2 separate regions of the Mus musculus genome follow, and region 1 is linked to region 2. The links are chromatin loops, found by intact Hi-C in ENCODE. Cell type or tissue: left cerebral cortex. All regions are shown on one strand. Each heading gives the region's core, and the rest is flanking DNA. Links, peaks and the distances in the headings are about the cores only. Region 1 holds the start of Pnkp (polynucleotide kinase 3'- phosphatase). Region 2 holds the start of Rpl13a (ribosomal protein L13A).

Region 1 (8,629 bases), core at 415-8,414, 270 kb after region 2:
AGCTGCCCTCCCCTGAAGTGCCTTCTCGCTCTGCCCCAAAGCCCAGGCCTGAGCCCAACAGCCGGTCCAAGAGGTGGCTGCCATCCCACGTCTATGTGAACCAAGGGGAGATCCTGTGAGTGCCGGGGTGCCGCCGGGTGGGCGCATTGGCAGTGCCGGCCCCCTGGGGGAGGACTGCTGACTGATGCCTGCTGTCTTGTGTGGCAGGAGAACAGACCAGTGGCCTCGGAGGCTCTTCATGCAGCTCATTCCGCAGCAGTTGCTGGTGAGGGGTCAGGGGATGCCAGGCTGGGGGTGGGCCAAAGACCCTGTGGTGGGCTGGTGCAGAGGGCTGCCTGGCTTCCCCAGCAAGCTAGGGTTCCATAAAGAAGCCCTTGGCCTTCCCCCAGACCACCCTCGTGCCACTGTTCCGGAATTCACGCCTGGTACAGTTCCACTTCACTAAGGACATGGAGACTCTGAAGAGCCTTTGCCGGATCATGGACAATGGCTTCGTGAGTGGAGGGCAGCAGCCAAGGAGACAGACTAATGCAGCTGCTTGTGGAAGCTGTGGTGGGGCCTCTGCCACACCTATGCAGCTAGGATGTCCTGTACCCTTATACCCCAGGGCCTCCTGTGTGTTTGCATGCACCATCCCACCCGGTCCTCATGCCCGGAGTATGGCCTCCACTGGAGAACTGAGGCAGCGGGCTTGTCAGTCCTTGGAGACACTTGCTGTACCAGATAGGCCCCAGTGGAGAGGGCCCTGCCCGAGAGGCAGACTACTAACCGACGCACAGTTCAGCTTGGCCCAGAATTCCCAGGGAACTTAGGAGGCCTGGAGCCCCCAAGATCTAGATCCACCAGCTCTGGGGCTTCAGTTTCCCTGTCAGTAGGTGAACCCAGAGCTGGAGGTAGTGAGGCACCTCAGGACCTTGGGGAGCCCATGGTTAGTGACGGTTAAACTGCAAGGGTCTGAGCCTTGTGGGTCTTGTCTCCAGTGTAAGGAAATGAGGCTTGTCCAGGGTGGGGCTCTGTGCCCGGCAGCCCGAGCTGGGATGCTGTGGACCTCGGGGCCAGCTGCCTGGGGTCCAGCTGTCCGCAGATGGGCTGGCCGGCTTGTGGCCGAGGGTGAGTGAGTATCCTGACTCGGGCCTGCTGTTAGGCGGGCTGCGTGCACTTCTCCTACAAGGCATCGTGTGAGGTGCGTGTGCTCATGCTCCTGTACTCCTCGGAGAAGAAGATCTTCATCGGCCTCATCCCGCACGACCAGAGCAACTTTGTCAACGGCATCCGTCGCGTCATCGCCAACCAGCAGCAGGTCCTGCAGCGAAGCCTGGAGCAGGAGCAGCAGCAGCGAGGGGTGAGGCCGGCTCCGCCATCGTCCCTCCCTCGCTGGGCCCTGCCTCTGGGTGCTCACTTCTGAAACCTCCCCTGGCTTCTTCCTCTGCAGATGGGTGGCTAGAGGATGCCTGGGCTGGGCGGGCCACAGTCCCAGACGAGGCCCCAGTGGAGACTGGTGAGCAGCACTGTGTCCGTGGGAAGCAGCAGGGTGGCCCTGGCCTGAGAGAGACCTGCTGCATGCGTCACTGCCTCCTGCTACCAATATCCCTGGGGAGGAATGGGTGCCAGGGCCACAGCTTAATACTGGGGAGTAGGGTGCAGTTTCACTAGTAGAAGCCACCCCTCCTCCTGCCTCCCAGGTCAGCTGCTTCTGAGCAGGGGCTCCTGGCGACTGTACCTGCCCAGCAACCTGGAGGACAGCGTCCTGAGGTCTCCCAAGGATGGTCCTTGCCCCTGTATGTTTCCCTAATAAAGCCTTTTAACCCACTTGCTGTCCCTCCCTGCTTGTGTCGTTAAGTTACACAGTGTGGGTTGACCCCCAACACAGCTGCTAAGTCTTGAAGTTCGGGGGATGTGTGATGTTAGACCATCTCTAAGTAGACGGAAAAGCAGGCTCATCAGGCTAGTTACCCACATGACAGCCTTTCTTTGACACATTATTATAATCTTCCTGTACCTGGTCAAATTTAACATCCCCAGACTCCAGTCTCGGGTCCAGTGTCCCACAACTGGGTTCTGAAACCTGGTGCTGGCTGGTGAGTCACACCACAAAATGGCTGTGGCTGCTCAAGCCCCCAGGCCAAGTATGCCAGATACACAAGAGCCCACTTGGAAGCCCAAGCTCAATGCAGGATGCCGTGGCACCTGTTTTGCCTCCCACAACCCCAGCAAGATGGCTGTGCACAGAGTGGCACCAGTGTTTATTGAGGGCTCAGCCCTCGGAAAACTGGCGGTACAGTCGCTGCAGTGCCGGGTCCAGATGCTCCTGTAACCGGAATGGAATCTCAAGGATCTCCAGGAAGCCTTCAGCCAGTGTGGGCGGCTCAAACTGCTTCCTGCGGGATGGGGGTGTGAGGCTCTGTACCCCACCTCCCCCACCCCCTCCAGAACCCCAGAACCCCCGAACCTGTAGCTAAACATGACCATGTCCGACACAGGTGCATGCGAAGGGTCGGTCATCTCACGAAACTGCAAAATGGCACAAAAGTCAGAGGGTGCAAGGCTTAGATGAGGGGAGGGCTAGGGTGGGATGGGGCCTGGAGAGTGGCTCACCCTGTTGTTGTGGCGTGCCTGCTCTATTGTAGCACAGAAGTTGAAACAGCGGCAGGGCACACCTGCATCTTTGGCACATTGGATGTACCTGTGGAGGCAAAACAGCTGTCACTGACGCCTAGTACACACAGTGCTCCCCTAGTACACGCAGTGCTCCCCTAGTACACGCAGTGCTCCCCTAGTACATGCAGTGCTCCCCTAGTACACGCAGTGTTCCCCTAGTACACGCAGTGCTCCCCTAGTACACGCAGTGCTCCCCTAGTACACGCAGTGCTCCCCTAGTACACACAGTGCTCCCCTAGTACACACAGTGCTCCCCTAGTATGTGCAGTGCTCCCCCAGTATACTCAGTACTCCCCTAGTACACGCAGTGCTCCCCTAGTACGTGCAGTGCTCCCCTAGTACGTGCAGTGCTCCCCTAGTACACGCAGTGTTCCCCTAGTACACTCAGTGCTCCCCTAGTACACGCAGTGTTCCCCTAGTACACGCAGTGCTTCCCGAGCCCACCATGAGTTTCCAGTACCTGGCCCGACTTGGGACATCTGGGTTGGTGTTGTCAATCACGACTCGCTTCCCCTGCCTCAGTGCCGCCTGGCATGAGCTCACACAGCGCTGCCACGAGCCCAGCGTGTCCTGTGGGACCCAGGGCAAATAACAAGTCAGTCTGGGGAGTTCCCATCCTTGAACGGTGGCGGGGAGGGGAGGTGCAGTCCCACTCACCCTGTTCACATGGACGTAGCCAGCTGACACTAGGTGCTCCTGGATGAAAGTGGACTTGCCGGCTGTGGGGGCAGTAGAGTCATCAGCTAGTGCCTAGGACCCAAGTGAGTGCCAGGGGGAGCCAGAGGTCAGGCTGTGGCATCTCACCCCCAGGGAATCCTACTGCGACCACCACCTCTGGGTTGGGGCTCAGGAGAGAGCTGGACTCTGGAAGGTAGAGGGGCCCAGCACTGGAGATAGTCCTCTGGCAGGGGAACAAAAAGGGGGCGTGAGACCAGGGAGCTCACAAGGGCCTCTCATCCCCTTCTCTTTTGGGCCTCACCGGGTCGAAAGCTGGAAGCTCAAAGCGGGCAGCCGGCCACTTAAGGAAAAACTCTTCCGGAGTGGCAAAGGGCAGGCCGACGTTAAGGGCGAACTGAGGAGGGAACGCAGGGGTTAGGTGGGTGCAGAGGTGCAGTGAGGGTGTCACACGGACAGGGCGGGGCACAGACACCAGGCTTACCAGGCGGTCTGCACAAGAGAAATCCTTTTTTTTCCTCCCCGGTGCCCAGTTGGCTAGGCGCCCTGCTGCATCTGTAAGGGAAGGGCAACCCTGTCCAACACTGAGCTCTGAGAGGGTTCCTGAACCCCTAGAAGCCTGCGCCTCTTACCTCCCACGAAGACACTGTCCTCTACCGAGATGGGGATGCCCTCGTTGGCCTACAGAGAGAGGCAGTGAGAAGTCCAGCCCACAGGATGGGACAGCAGAGGGGCTGGCTGGACCACACACCAGGGCATTGCTGCTGAGTGTCTCGCTTGCTCCCCCAGTTGCCTCCAGAGGGCGCACATCCTGCAGCAGCCCACACTGCCTGCTCTTCCAACTTGTGGCCCTAATCAAGGTGGGCCTTCCTGGATCTGTAAGCTCCTATCTGTGGGCCACTTCCTTCTCAGCCTGTTTCCCATGTCCCTGCTACCTACCAGACCCTCCCCCTTAGCCCTGAGCATCTCTGTTTACCTAACACTGCCTAGGACCTCACAGAGGCTGGACCTGGTTACCCCGTGCCCCCAGCACCTCTAGGCATTTCCAGTGGCCACCCGTGTGGTGAGGGGAAGGCTGGGACAGACAGTATAAAAGGCAGGAGGGCGCTCACCTGCTCCTGCAGATGGTCCCACATGCCACTCACTGGCTTTCGGTTTAGACCTGCATGTGTTGCCACCAGCACCTATGGAGGTAGCCAGGCCACAGTGTTCTTAGTGCCTGTCCCCTTGGGATCTCAGAGAACAGCTCCTGTCAGCATGATCCCAGCCAAGGCTTCCCCCCGCCCACCCCCGATGCATTGGCACGTTCTCTCTGGGTCTCTGTCCCATATAGTCCCTAAGTGTCCCTTCTGGCCGTACCTGAAATGGGACCCCTAACTTCTCCAATACAGCTTCCACCTTGCCCTTGAACACCTCTGCTGGCAGCTTGCCTCGCCCGATGCCCATTTGGTTGGTGAAGATTACCAACTGGGGACAGACAGGGACACACTGGAGCCCTGTCTCAACCCAGGCATGTGTATGCATGTGTCCGCGCACACACACACACACACTCACACACACGCGCACACACGCACACACAGGCTCCCACACCCACACACCTTGTAGCCTTCAGCAGCCAGCTCCTGGAGCTTCTTTGGAATCTCTGGGTACAGAATCCTAAGGTGGACGGGAAGTAGCAGGTGACTTGTGATCTAAAGAACTCTGGGCACCCAGCCCAGCCGCCTCCCATGTCCCACCTCACCTCCAGTCACTAGGGCTAGTGGGGAAGACCTTTCCAGAGCGGGTGGTGATGAGGGTCCCATCTAGGTCAAAGGCAGCCACCTGGTATCACCAACAGGGACAACAATACTGTCACCTCTGACCTTCCTTACAGGCTTACTGTCTTCCTTTTCAAGTCAAGGGTTTCTCTGTGTAGCCTTGGCTGTCTTGGAACTCACTCTACAGACCAGACTGGCTTTGAACTCACAGAGATCTGCCTCCCTCTGCCTCCCAGGTATAGGGACTGAAGGCGTGTACCTGGAGACACCAGCCTTTAAATACCAGTATTATCCTTCTGTGTCCTCTGCCCTCCACTTCCAGTTTGTTTGTTTTTTTTTTTTTAGTAGGAACCAGTGTCTCACAAATCCTTTTTCTCTGAGCATCTCCTTGGAGAACTAACAGCCCAGAAGGAGCAAAGGGCTTTGTTGGAAGAGTTGGAGAGATGGCTCAGTGGTTAGACTCAGTGGTTAGGAGCACACAAATGTCAGATGGCCCATAACTGCCTGTAACTACAGCTCCAGGGCACCCAATGCTCTGTGGCCTCTGCAGCCACCTGCATACAGTACACAGAAAATCATGCAGGCTCATATCAATTCTTTTTTTTTTTTTTTTTTGATTTTTGTTGTTGTTGTTTTTTTTTTCGAGACAGGGTTTCTCTTTATAGCCCTGGCTGTCCTGGAACTCACTTTGTAGACCAGGCTGGCCTCGAACTCAGAAATCCGCCTGCCTCTGCCTCCCGAGTGCCAGGTCATATCAATTCTTAAAAAAACAAACCTCACTGTTGGCTGAGTGGCCACAGGAAACTAGGCCGTGAATTTTCTGTGGCCTCATTTCAGAGTGATCCAAGAAAGGTCACCACTGATTACAGGGCCTGACCTGTACCCTGTACCTCAGTGGTGGCGGCACCACTGGGGTCTCAGTCTTCTCTGCACAGAACAGTTGAGGCTCAGGAACTTTGATAAGACTAGCTCAGGGCTGCACAGGAAACTTTACATTAACTGGCTAGCCTGGGTGGCAGCAGGGGTGGCGGCCTCACCTTGCCCTGGGGCTTCACCCCAGACGCTGTGAACACCAGTAACTTCTTTAAGCTCTCCCAGCCAAGAGAGGATTTCCGAACTCGCTTTTTCTGAGGCTCAGTATCCTCTCCCTCCTCCGGATCCCCAGGAGTGTCTGGTGGAGCATCTGGCTGGGATCCTGATGTGCTGAGCTCTTCCCAACGCAGGGTCAGGGGATATAGGCCATTAACCAGATAAAGGACATCCCCCAAGCTTAGAGAGCCAGACAGTCCTGGCTTCAACTCCTGGACCCCAACAGTTGACGGGTTAACACCCAGCTGCAGACAAAGGAGGAGCTAGGGTTGGCACCACCCCGCCCCACCAAATCCAATACCTTAGCTCCCAATCAATTTTTAATCTTCCCACCTATTCACTTCGTGTGGCCAGTCAGAACTTTGAAAGGTTAGTGGCTTCTAGTCTGGCACGGTGTTAAAGCGGAAAGCTGACCAGCCTTCTGAAGGGTTGTCATCTACCCGGCCCCTCTCCCAAGTCCTTGCTACCCGCTGCCAAGACACTGGTACCTGTTTCACTGCCACTGTCCGGCTTTCAGGGTCTGCAATCAGCTCCACTGAGGGTAAGGGGGTGGAGTCAGGGTTTACATCACGTACAGGGGCGTGGCCAACTACAGTCTACTACTAGGACTTAAGTAAGAGAGGCACTTTCTCCCTAGGACTTAAGTAAGAGAGGCACTTTCTCCCTTCCTTCCTCAATCCCCCAACACAGGTAGCCCAGGATAGCCTTGAACTCGCTACATACTAGCGGCTGGGCTTGAACTGATTCTCATGCCTCTACCACCCAATTCTCTGGATGACAGGGGTGTCTGCCCCCCCCCCCCCCCCCCGAGCCAGTTTATTCCTCAATAATAACAGGTACTTCGGAGTCCCTAGGATTGCTAGAGACACGGACTTGTCCAGAACAGGTATTTTTTTTATCTGTAGGGTCTGCTTTGTCCCATGAGATACATGGGGTAGACCGAGGTCTTGGGCATGGCTTGATGCATCACCGCCTGATGTAGCCTGCCCAGCGACCGTCTCTCTGTTGTCCTTCTCCCCTCCGGTGACAATCTCCCAGATCCTCTCTGTCCCTCCCATAATGCCTCGTCTTGCTTCTGGCTAGGCATAGGCTCCCCTGCTTCCTTCCAATCCCACTCTGCAGCAGTTCCATTCCCGTGCCCACCTTGGTTTCGGGAGCACTTCCGGTCCGTCACTTGGGTCAGGGGTCCCCGACCGAGGACCAGGGCTTGGCCATCCGACGGCAGGAATATAGGGGGCGGCCCACCGGTGGGGCTCTGCAGCCACAGGCGGCCCCGGGATCCAAGCTGTGACATCCTCGGATGCTGTGAAGGGGAACAGAATCACAGTGGAGCTTGCTCAGCAGCCGGCAACCCACCCGCCACCGGAAGTTCTGCTTTCCCAATGCGAGCCACACCGGAAATTCCGCCCCTTGCCCATGGGCGGGTTCGACGTTTCCCAAGCTACCACAACGGTTCCAATGCGCAGTGAGGATTGCATATAGGTAGAGTCACTTCTGAATTCATTCCAAAGCTCATCTATGCTATGGGAAAGACTGTTCGAAAATTTGGCTCCTCCCACGGCGCATGCGCAGTCCTGACTCGCTTGAGGCGCTCTGAGCCAGAGCGGATAGGGGTCACTCGCATCCATAGTCACTTGATCCCTACGCTAGAGTTACTTGTTTTTGTTTTGATTTTCTTGTATGTATGTATGTATGTATGTATGTATGTATGTATGTTTTAGTGAGACAGGTTCTCAGGATGTAGCCTTGTTAAAATTCTTTCCTAGGCATGGTGGCACATGAGTTTAATATTAATCCTAGTACTTGGGAGGCAGAGGCAGGCAGAGCCCAGCCTGGTCTACATAGTAAGATTCTGCCCCCACCGCAAAAATAAAATAAAGAGGAAGTTGCTCTCCTGGGGAAGACCTAAAAAATGCCTACCCTTCTCCAAAGGCCTGAAGTATATATAACCTGAAATATGATTCCACCACAGAGCATTCTGGGGAAGCCGACTATATTGGGCTTGCAGAGCATAGGTGGTGGTGGTTGTGTTGCTACCTGCAAAAAAACACACGGGGCAGTTTTCATCTAGCAGAAATGAAGCCTCATTTCATACTGCACAGACAGAGCCCTTCCCTTCCCTTCCCCCTCACCAGTATCCTCTAGCCCCTCCCCAAACCACAGGCAACTAGGGCAAAATTGCATATAGTTGCTTGTGAGGAACAGCTGGGTACTAAGGTCAGGGTCCCATGACCTTGCCTCCCCTTCTATGAGCGAAATCAAAAAGTCCGGCTGCAGTTATCTTTCAGCCCAGACAAGTTTTTTTTTTTTTTTTTTTTTTGGCGTGTATGTTAATCCACCATACACCCAAACTGGGCTCAAATTTCGGGATCTGTCTGTCTTCCAAATATTAGTATTAAAATAGAGCTCTACAGACAGGTTGGCAGCGCACGTCTTTCATTCTAAAACTG
Region 2 (8,629 bases), core at 482-8,481:
AAGTGCACTGAATGTGTGTCTGGTGCCTGCAGAGGCCAGAAGAGGGCACCAGATCCCCTGAAACTGGAGTCTCTGCTCCGTGTGAACCACCACGTGGGTGCTGGGACCCAGGTCCAATGCAAGAGCACCCAGGGTTCTTACCTGCTGAGCCACCACTTCAACCCTTTTTCTTTTCTTTTGAGATAGGGTCTCATTATGCAGGCTAGGCTGACCCTGAACTCAAAGCAATCCTCCTGCCTCAGTGTCCTGAGTGCTGGGATTACAGGTATGAAGCCAGAACATCTGGCTTCCTTTCCTTTCCTTTTTTTCATGTTTTTGTCATCATATATTATGTATAGCAACGTCTCATGTCATCCATGTCTGCATTTCCATCACACCATGACTTTCTCCTGTGCGTCCTATCTCACTGATCCCCTTTCTCTCTCCAATGGTCCCTCTCCTTTCTTTCCTTCATATATATATGTATATATATGCACATATATATACATATACATATATATATGTATATATATATATATGTATATATATATATATATTTTTTTTTTTAAAGCCAGTTAGGCAGGTAGCCTGTAAGAGGGCACTTTACCCACGGCTAAACTTCTGAAGAAAATGTTTCTTCCTGTTTAGCAACCTTCTAATTGCTATAGATGCCCAGGAAAGGACAGGCCATTCCTTTTTATGGCCCCAGGTCACCTATCTTTGAGAAGGAGACAGAATTTCCAGTATGTTTATCTAGGGCAGTCCTGTGTACAGGGAACGTACACGGAGTGAGCATGGTTTCTGGGTAACAATACCAATAGCCATGCTCACTGTTTTCTCTTTTTTCCCCTCCCCTCTGTTTTGACGGTGTTCTTTTGAGACAGTCTGTCTCTATAGTCCTGGCTGCCTGTAGCTTGCTATGCTGACCAGGCTGAGATCCCTCAGCTTCTGCTCCTGACTTCTGGGGTTGAAGGTGTAGACCAGGATGCCCAGCCATGCTCACACTTTTTATCCCCAGTGTTGGTTTATTTTTCAGTGTTTCTTGATACATTCCTGTCAGTCCTACAACTTACTATGTAGACCAGGCTAGCCTCAAATTCACAGAGCTCTGTCTGCCTCTGCTTCCTGAGTGTTGAATTGTTAAAGGCGTGGTCTGCCAGGCCTACCTTATGCCCCCAGGTCTAGGTTTTGTTGTTAATAGGCTCCTCATGAACCACCCATCACCCGTATTCTCCAGGACGTTCCACGTTTGCGCTGATGAGCCCCCTCAGTTACCTGCTTCTTCTCTCTCCCCAGACTCCTCCACCCTGCTGCCCCCAAGGAGTCCCATAGCCCTAGAAGCCACGGAGCTCCCAGAGCCTCGGCCCAGGCAGCTGTTGCTCCTGCTGCTGCTGCTGCTGCCTCTCACACTGGTGCTGCTGGCAGCCGCCTGGGGCCTTCGCTGGCAAAGGGCAAGAAGGAGGGGGGAGCTCCACCCTGGGGTGAGCCTAGAGCCTAGAGTCCAGGGCGGCTGGATGGAGTGGGTGGCGAGGGATGAGGGGGGCAGGTGGCTGACCTTGTGGGGGCCTCAGGTGCCCCTCCCCTCCCATCCCTAGGATGCGAGCCTTGTGCATCGTTGACTCAGCCAGGGTCTTATCTCGGTGAGTCTTCCACTTATACTGGAGCCTGGAACAGCCAGGCTTGGGGGTCAGTCCAGGATTTGGGGAGCTGTCTTATTGTCTCTCACAGGAGGGGCGGGGATTCAGGGGAGTGGTGTGTATGTCAGGGGCAGCACGGTCTTGACTAAGTGTCCAGTGTGACAAGCTCAGGGGTTCGGCAGCTCCGACAATCGTAAGCTGTGGAGAGCCGGGAAGGCTTGTGAGAGAGCCTGCTGTGAGAATGAGCAAGGGGGCAGAAGGCGGGTGCCCTGCCAGCACCCGTATTTTAGAATATGATGTGTCTTACACTTGTAATACCTCTCGTGTGGAGGTTACACCTGTAATCTCAGCCCTTGGGAGCCCAGAGCAGGATTGCTGAATGGTCTGGCCACTCTCCACTACAAGGTGAGTTCAAGGCCATTGTGAAATACACAGCCAACTCGTCTCCTGTCTCAAATAAACAAACAAAAACTCTCAGTTAAGTGACACTTATTTTTTTTTTCAGATGAGGTCTCAATATGTTGCCCAAACTGACTTTGAAAACCTCGATGCACCTTCCTGCCCCACAAACTTCCAAACAGCTGGGCTTACGGGCATGCTATATACAACAAGGCTTTCTTTTCTTCTTTCTTGGTGCTAGAGTTGGGAACCAAAACAAGGAACAAGCTAGGCAAGTGCTGTGCTGAGTTACATCCCCAGCCCAGAGGACACACTGTCTGGGTATGGCGATGGACACTGTAATTCCAGTGCTTCTGGATTGGACATGCTGAAACTGGAGGATACTGACTTTAAGAAAAACAGAAAGGAAGAAGGGGGGTGCGTTGTAGCCCTGTGTGGTTGCTTTTGTCACCTCCACCCCTTAAAATAAAAGCAACTGCTGGGTATGGTGCTGCGTGCCTGGAATCTCAGTATTCAGGAGGCTGAGGCAGAGGGATCAAAACTTCAAGGCCAGCCTGGGCAACTTCAGGAAATGTGTGTCAAAATAACAATGAAAAGCAGAAATGCTGGAACTGGAGCTTAGTGGCAGGATCCCTGCACATGTAAGACTATGGCTCCTAATCGGGGCGTGGTGGCGCACGCCTTTAATCCCAGCACTTGGGAGGCAGAGGCAGGCAGATTTCTGAGTTCAAGGCCAGCCTGGTCTACAGAGTGAGTTCCAGGACAGCCAGGGCTACACAGAGAAACCCTGTCTTGAAAAAACAAAAAGCAAATGAACAACAACAAAAACCAATTAGATTGTTTACATTTTTTAAATTTAAGTTTTTAAATTTTGTGGTTTCCCATTTCTGGGCTTGTTTCTGAAACACACAGCCATAGTGATACATGTCTGTAAAACCAACTCTATTTATTAGTTTTTGAGATAGGGTCTATGTAGCTCCGATGGCCTGGAATGTGGGTGCAATCCTCCGGTCTCTACCTCTGGAGTGCTGGGGTCACAGGTGTGTTCTACCACACCTGAAAGTAATTCATCTTTTTAAAGAAATTACACCAGACCCCCCCCCCAATAAATTGAAAAAAATTACACATGGGGAGCAGGCAAAGTGTATTATGGCACCTGTATATAAGTCAGAGGACAACTTGTGGGTAGCTGGTTCTCTCCTTTCACCATGTTGGTCCCAGGGATGGAACTCAAGTGGTCAAACTTGGCAGCAGAGGCCTTCTTTACCCATTAACCCAGCTTGAAGGCCAAGATCTGGTTTCTTTTAAAACGGGGTCTCACTTAGCTCTATCTGACCTGGAACTGACTCTGGAGACCAGGTTGGCTGGGAACTCAAGAGATCGACCTGCTTCTGCCTCCTCCGAGACAGGTGAGCCACCAGGCCTGCCCCTAAAACCTCCAAAAAAAAAGACATGGAGCAAAGTTTGCGGTGTAAATCTGTCTGTATTCCTTAGCACTCTGGAGAAGAGGCAGAAAGATCAGGGATTCTGGGTTATCTACTGTTACATAGAAGTCCGAAGCTAACCTAAGAGGGGGGGGAGGGGAGCGGCGAGGGGCTGGGCTGGGGGCGTAGATCAGTGGTAGAGTGTCACGTGAGAACTCCAGTCCTCAGGGACCATTGATCACCCCCTTTTACAGAGGATACTGAGGCGAAGCAGGAGTCACCCGACAGACACAGCCTGGACACACAGACATTTGGGTGGAGACTAGCCCCCTTTTGGACCTCACTGCTCCGACCCCGCCAGCTCTTTGCCGAGGATGGAGACATCACAACTCACCAAAAGTCCCACTCACCCCATTCTTGCCCCCATGTACTTGTATATAATTTTTTTTTTTTTAACCAGCTCATCCGGGTCTGTCTGTGGATAGGACAGGGAATAGGTGCACCTTTTAGGTTTCAAAATCTTGGTTTGTTGGCTTTCCAGAAGCTGAGGCAGGATCTTAAATTTAAGGTCAGCCAGGATTGCAGAAATCTTACGTCAGAAACCCAAACCAACGACAAAAGATTCTATTTGTTTTCCGAGGCCTCCAGTAGCCCAGGGTCAGCACAGGGCACGCCCCATGGGAATTTGATGTGCAGACGCAACTCAATTCCCCAAAACCATAGCCCCAAAGTGTAACAAGCAAGCAAACGGTGCTGGCACCTACAGGAGGACTCGACTCAGGCTCGGCTGGTTAGGGAGGTTTTCAGGACAAAACGAGTCTTTGATAGCCAACAGTCTTTTGGTTAGTTATTTCCCTTCGGAGGCGGGCGGTTAGAGGCGCACAGACGGGAGGGCAGCGCGGACAACAGTCACGGAAACAAAGGCCTTTGGGGATAGAAGCGAGTGAGGGCGTCTGCGTCTCGGGACCCTCAAAGCCCCTCATTCACCCCATCCTCCTCCATCCAGGAAGGCTTCCTCCACCCGTTGGAAGGCTTCCTCCACCCGAGACTCCCAGGTTCAGGACAGCCAGCGATGGTCAGCCCACTGTGGGGTTGAGGGGAGGGACCGCTGCACGAGCAGCTCTGAAGGGCCGACAGGGACTATGCTCGCCCCCTCATGGACACCACATGTTCTGCAGCCGCCATCACTTGATGGGAGTAATGGCGCTGCACATGGCAGACACCGGAACGGAGAAGAGCGATCCCTTCAAATATGGCGGCTGCGGCTTGGCCGGCATTGTACGGCTGAAGCCGCTCCGAAACCCACGTGACATCCCGCCCCGCACAGTCATGGCCGCCAAGAGCCAACTCAGGCGACATTCTGATTGGACAAAATAAAAATGGCCCGCCTCGATAGACGCGCACTCACCGCTTCGACCAATTAGAAGACGGAAACTCTTCGGTTCGAGCCGTCTGCGTCACTTCCTCCGCCCCTGCAGCAAGGGATAAGAAACCCTGCGACAAGACCTCCTCCTTTCCCAGGCGGCTGCCGAAGATGGCGGAGGGGCAGGTTCGGACTCTGCGCGCGCCGGGCGGTGTGGGGTCGGGTGGGTGCCAGGCGGGAGCGCAGTGAGGGGCCACTGCTCCCCGCCGCTTGTGCGATGGGACTTAGCAAACGTCTCACGCGAGGGGACTGTGTAACGGGCGTAACAAGCCGCGGCTGCCTAGGTATGGGGCGATGGAAATGCAGCGGGTTTTCTGGGGAAGACGGGAGTGGGGCTGGGGTTCCAACACCAGAAACAACTTTTACAGGTTGTAATCTCAGGCGTTGGGGTGCGGGGAGCTTGCAATCTCTCATGCCTGGTGTATGTATGTAAGATAAGGAGAAACTGTCGCAGGCTCCTGCTTTGCATGACTTTAGGGCACCGGATTCCTGTAACATCTGATCTGAAGGCTTGTAGGCCTTTTGAGGGTGTTTTCGGTGTTCTTCAGAATTGGGGAGATTGATAAGACAGACTTTAAATATTACTTATTCACCCGACTGAAGCAGGAACCTCTTCATTTTGAGGCTGGTCAGGAATTGCCTGTACCTTCCTCCTGACTTTAGATTCCTTGACAGGTTGCTGCTCAGGAAGTAAATGGTGCTGTTTGGGACAGTTTTGCCCTTTAAAAAGAACTTGGGAAGTTCCGGAGACCCTCCAGTAACAGCAATAAACAGGGTGGCTGTGGAATGGGCTTCTTCTGTAGTTTGGGTTGGGATGCAGACATGTGCCTCCATGCCTGAGACGGGATTTAGCTTTGTAATCCAGTCTGCACTGCTCAGAATCACAGGACGATGTGTGCTTAGCTAAATCGGGTTCTTTTGAGTGCATATAAGAAAGGTTCTGCTTGAGCATCTGAGGATCCGATGAAAAGTTACAACAGGCTAAAGTCTGAAAGCAGGTCTGGTCAATTTTGGAGTGAACGGTGTGCCACTGGATCCCAGCTATCCTGGGATTTGAGGCCTGGAAGGGTTAAATGAAGTTCCATTTTAAAAAATCAACTTATATACACAATAGGAATCCTATGCCTGCTGAGGCTTTGTTAGTACTATAGTGGCCCTTTGGGACACTTGCTTCATCTGGGTAGTAGGCATCCTGACGGGTTGCTAACCTGGAATAGGGGAAGCCAAACTGTTTCCTAAGCATTCTTGTTTCCACAGGTTCTGGTATTGGATGGCCGAGGCCATCTTCTTGGCCGCCTGGCGGCCATTGTGGCCAAGCAGGTACTTCTGGGTAAGTTTCATTCACCATTTACCTTTGCCTGGGAGTCCATGATGAGCAACACTCACCATCTTTCGTTTGAGTCTCACGACTGTGAGATCAACCCATGCACCGCTCTGAGACTCGCCAGCCCCTGCTTTCTTGGGACCCCTGGCCTAAAAATACTTTTGGAGCAAGAGATCTGCCTTCCAAGAGGCTTTGCTGACTAATCTCCAACTCCCTGTTAACTCTAGGCCGGAAGGTGGTGGTCGTACGCTGTGAAGGCATCAACATTTCTGGAAACTTCTACAGAAACAAGTGTGAGTTAGGGCTGGGGCAGTGGTCTTCAGGCGGGCTGTTGCCTTGCTCCTGGACAAGCAGGCTATCTGCTCTGCTCTTGGGTCCAAGGGTGCCTCACATACTTTTGTCCTGACAGTAAAGTATCTGGCCTTTCTCCGGAAGCGGATGAATACCAACCCCTCCCGAGGCCCCTACCACTTCCGAGCCCCCAGCCGCATTTTCTGGCGCACTGTGCGAGGTGAGTTGGTGATGTGGTGACATGTAGGACAGGGTAGGCTCTGGCAGCTTGTGATGAGACATCTCCCACTCATGTTCGAGTTGCTCGACTATGAGATGACTCTACATGCACTACCATCTGAGGCTGTTCTAGCCCTTGCCCTGGGGTCAGACGGGGTTCTCAGCACCTCTGATGAGGCCCGCTGTTACCCCCACAGGCATGCTGCCCCACAAGACCAAGAGAGGCCAGGCTGCCCTGGAGCGCCTCAAGGTGTTGGATGGGATCCCTCCACCCTATGACAAGGTGAGCCTTGCAAGCCTAGCCTTACAGCCTCTGCGTCCAGCGTCTGTGATGTTCTGCTATTACCTACATTGTTTGAGCCTCATGAAAACCCCACTGGCTGAGACGCCTACCCTGCTGGCCTTCTTGCTAGGTGTTCCCAACAGGTCTCTGAGCATCTCTTTCTCTCAACAGAAAAAGCGGATGGTGGTCCCTGCTGCTCTCAAGGTTGTTCGGCTGAAGCCTACCAGAAAGGTAAGCTCTAGGTTACAGGTTAGGCTTGTGAGCCTCAAGACTGGCACATGATGTTCTTATTCTCACGATGGTCTTCGGATGCCACAGTTAGGGCAGTGCCGATAATGCCAAAGGCTAAGCTGATGCCAGGAGGGCTCCCGTGCTGGGGATGAGTCCTTGAAATAGGGTCCCTAGGCCCTCCGGCTCACCCTTGTGCTGCTGGGGCACATTCCATGTCCTTACAGCCTTGTGCCTCTGCAGTTTGCTTACCTGGGGCGTCTGGCGCATGAGGTCGGGTGGAAGTACCAGGCAGTGACAGCCACTCTGGAGGAGAAACGGAAGGAAAAGGCCAAGATGCACTATCGGAAGAAGAAGCAGATCTTGGTGAGGACGGACACTGAGATCCAGGATTAGGGGGGCGCAGGTGAGAAGCAACCGCTCTGACATGTGTCTTTTCACACCACAGAGGTTACGGAAACAGGCAGAAAAGAATGTGGAGAAGAAAATCTGCAAGTTCACAGAGGTCCTCAAGACCAACGGACTCCTGGTGTGAACCCAATAAAGACTGTTTGCCTCATGCCTGCCTGGCCTGCCCTTCCTCCGCCGCCAACTAGGGAAGTGGGGACCAAAGGTTCCTTAGGCACTGCTCCTGTGGGTAGAGGGGACATTAGAGAGCTGACAGCGCACCACCTGCATGAGTTTTTATTAAAGTGCAAACCATGGGATGAATCAGTTGAGCTTCAGTGTTGAAAATGAGTAGCAGGGCTGCCCCACCCACCTGACCAAGTACCCTATTCTGCAGCTATGAAAATGAGATCTGCACATGAGCTGGGGTTCACAAGTGCACACTTGGAGCACTGCCTTGCTCCTTCCCAGCAGACCACAAAGCAGTATTTTTCTGGAGGATTTTATGTGCTAATAAATTATTTGACTTAAGTGTGTACGATGTGTGCTGTGCAGAGAGGGGCAGAGGGCACCAGCAGGTCATCTGCATGGGGGGCCCCTTTGGGTGAATCCTTGCTCACGGGATAGGCTTTGTTGCTCAAAAGTTGCAGATATACATCTTGGGTCCTGTCCTAGATGGTGTTACTGTAAGTCAGCACCAAGATACAAGAGCTGGTACCTGGACTGTAGGAGGTCAGGCCATGACACAAAGGCTGGGACTAAAGGCATTTACCACGCCTGAGTCTTCTGGTTCTTTAAACATCAAATCCTTCCGGGGGCTGGCGAGATGGCTCAGTGGTTAAGAGCACAGACTGCTCTTACGAAGGATCCGAGTTCAAATCCCAGCAACCAAATGGTGCCTAACAACTATCCATAATGAAATCTGATGCCCTCTTCTGGAGTATCTGAGAACAGCTACAGTGTACTTACATATAATCTTAAAAATGCTTCCCATGTTAACCACCACTAGAGTTTTTATTACAGCTAGCTGACCTG

Evidence for each region. A loop is a pair of places that touch in the nucleus more often than their neighbours do. Peaks named below come from ENCODE experiments on the same cell type or tissue, not always from the same donor. Only the 100,000 strongest peaks of a DNase experiment are listed, where the experiment ranks them.
Region 1: a loop joins it to region 2, with 2.4 times the contacts of the local background. A loop is called at or near these places in 4 of 42 quality-filtered maps.

What each region holds. Positions count from the first base shown.
Region 1 is chr7:44,856,248-44,864,876 of GRCm38, reverse strand. It overlaps Pnkp (polynucleotide kinase 3'- phosphatase), which reads right to left and starts at 7,731. Exons shown (of 16, transcript NM_021549.3): 1 at 7,323-7,731; 2 at 6,668-6,714; 3 at 6,128-6,424; 4 at 5,075-5,154; 5 at 4,932-4,989; 6 at 4,693-4,800; 7 at 4,446-4,517; 8 at 3,966-4,014; 9 at 3,818-3,888; 10 at 3,638-3,730; 11 at 3,463-3,559; 12 at 3,316-3,377; 13 at 3,119-3,228; 14 at 2,596-2,683; 2 more. The coding sequence starts at 7,473. The coding sequence ends at 2,255. Ptov1 (prostate tumor over expressed gene 1) reads left to right here. Exons shown (of 12, transcript NM_133949.2): 8 at 42-115; 9 at 208-265; 10 at 390-494; 11 at 1,145-1,342; 12 at 1,433-1,810. The coding sequence ends at 1,444. In left cerebral cortex, for the core only: CTCF peaks have their summits at 4,136 (motif pointing right) and 7,605; DNase peaks (open chromatin) are centred at 3,884, 4,108, 6,729, 7,635 and 1 more place; H3K4me3 peaks cover 1,982 bases; H3K27ac peaks cover 1,981 bases.
Region 2 is chr7:45,125,059-45,133,687 of GRCm38, reverse strand. Rpl13a (ribosomal protein L13A) reads left to right here and starts at 4,943. Exons shown (of 8, transcript NM_009438.5): 1 at 4,943-4,988; 2 at 6,120-6,192; 3 at 6,414-6,479; 4 at 6,596-6,697; 5 at 6,894-6,979; 6 at 7,151-7,210; 7 at 7,451-7,573; 8 at 7,656-8,125. The coding sequence starts at 4,974. The coding sequence ends at 7,742. It overlaps Flt3l (FMS-like tyrosine kinase 3 ligand), which reads left to right. Exons shown (of 9, transcript NM_013520.3): 7 at 1,276-1,460; 8 at 1,551-1,619; 9 at 2,257-2,499. The coding sequence ends at 1,574. It overlaps Snord35a (small nucleolar RNA, C/D box 35A), which reads left to right and starts at 7,253; the gene lies at 7,253-7,341. It overlaps Snord34 (small nucleolar RNA, C/D box 34), which reads left to right and starts at 7,020; the gene lies at 7,020-7,085. It also overlaps Snord33, Mir5121 and Snord32a. In left cerebral cortex, for the core only: CTCF peaks have their summits at 4,604 and 6,153; a DNase peak (open chromatin) is centred at 4,757; H3K4me3 peaks cover 2,443 bases; H3K27ac peaks cover 2,129 bases.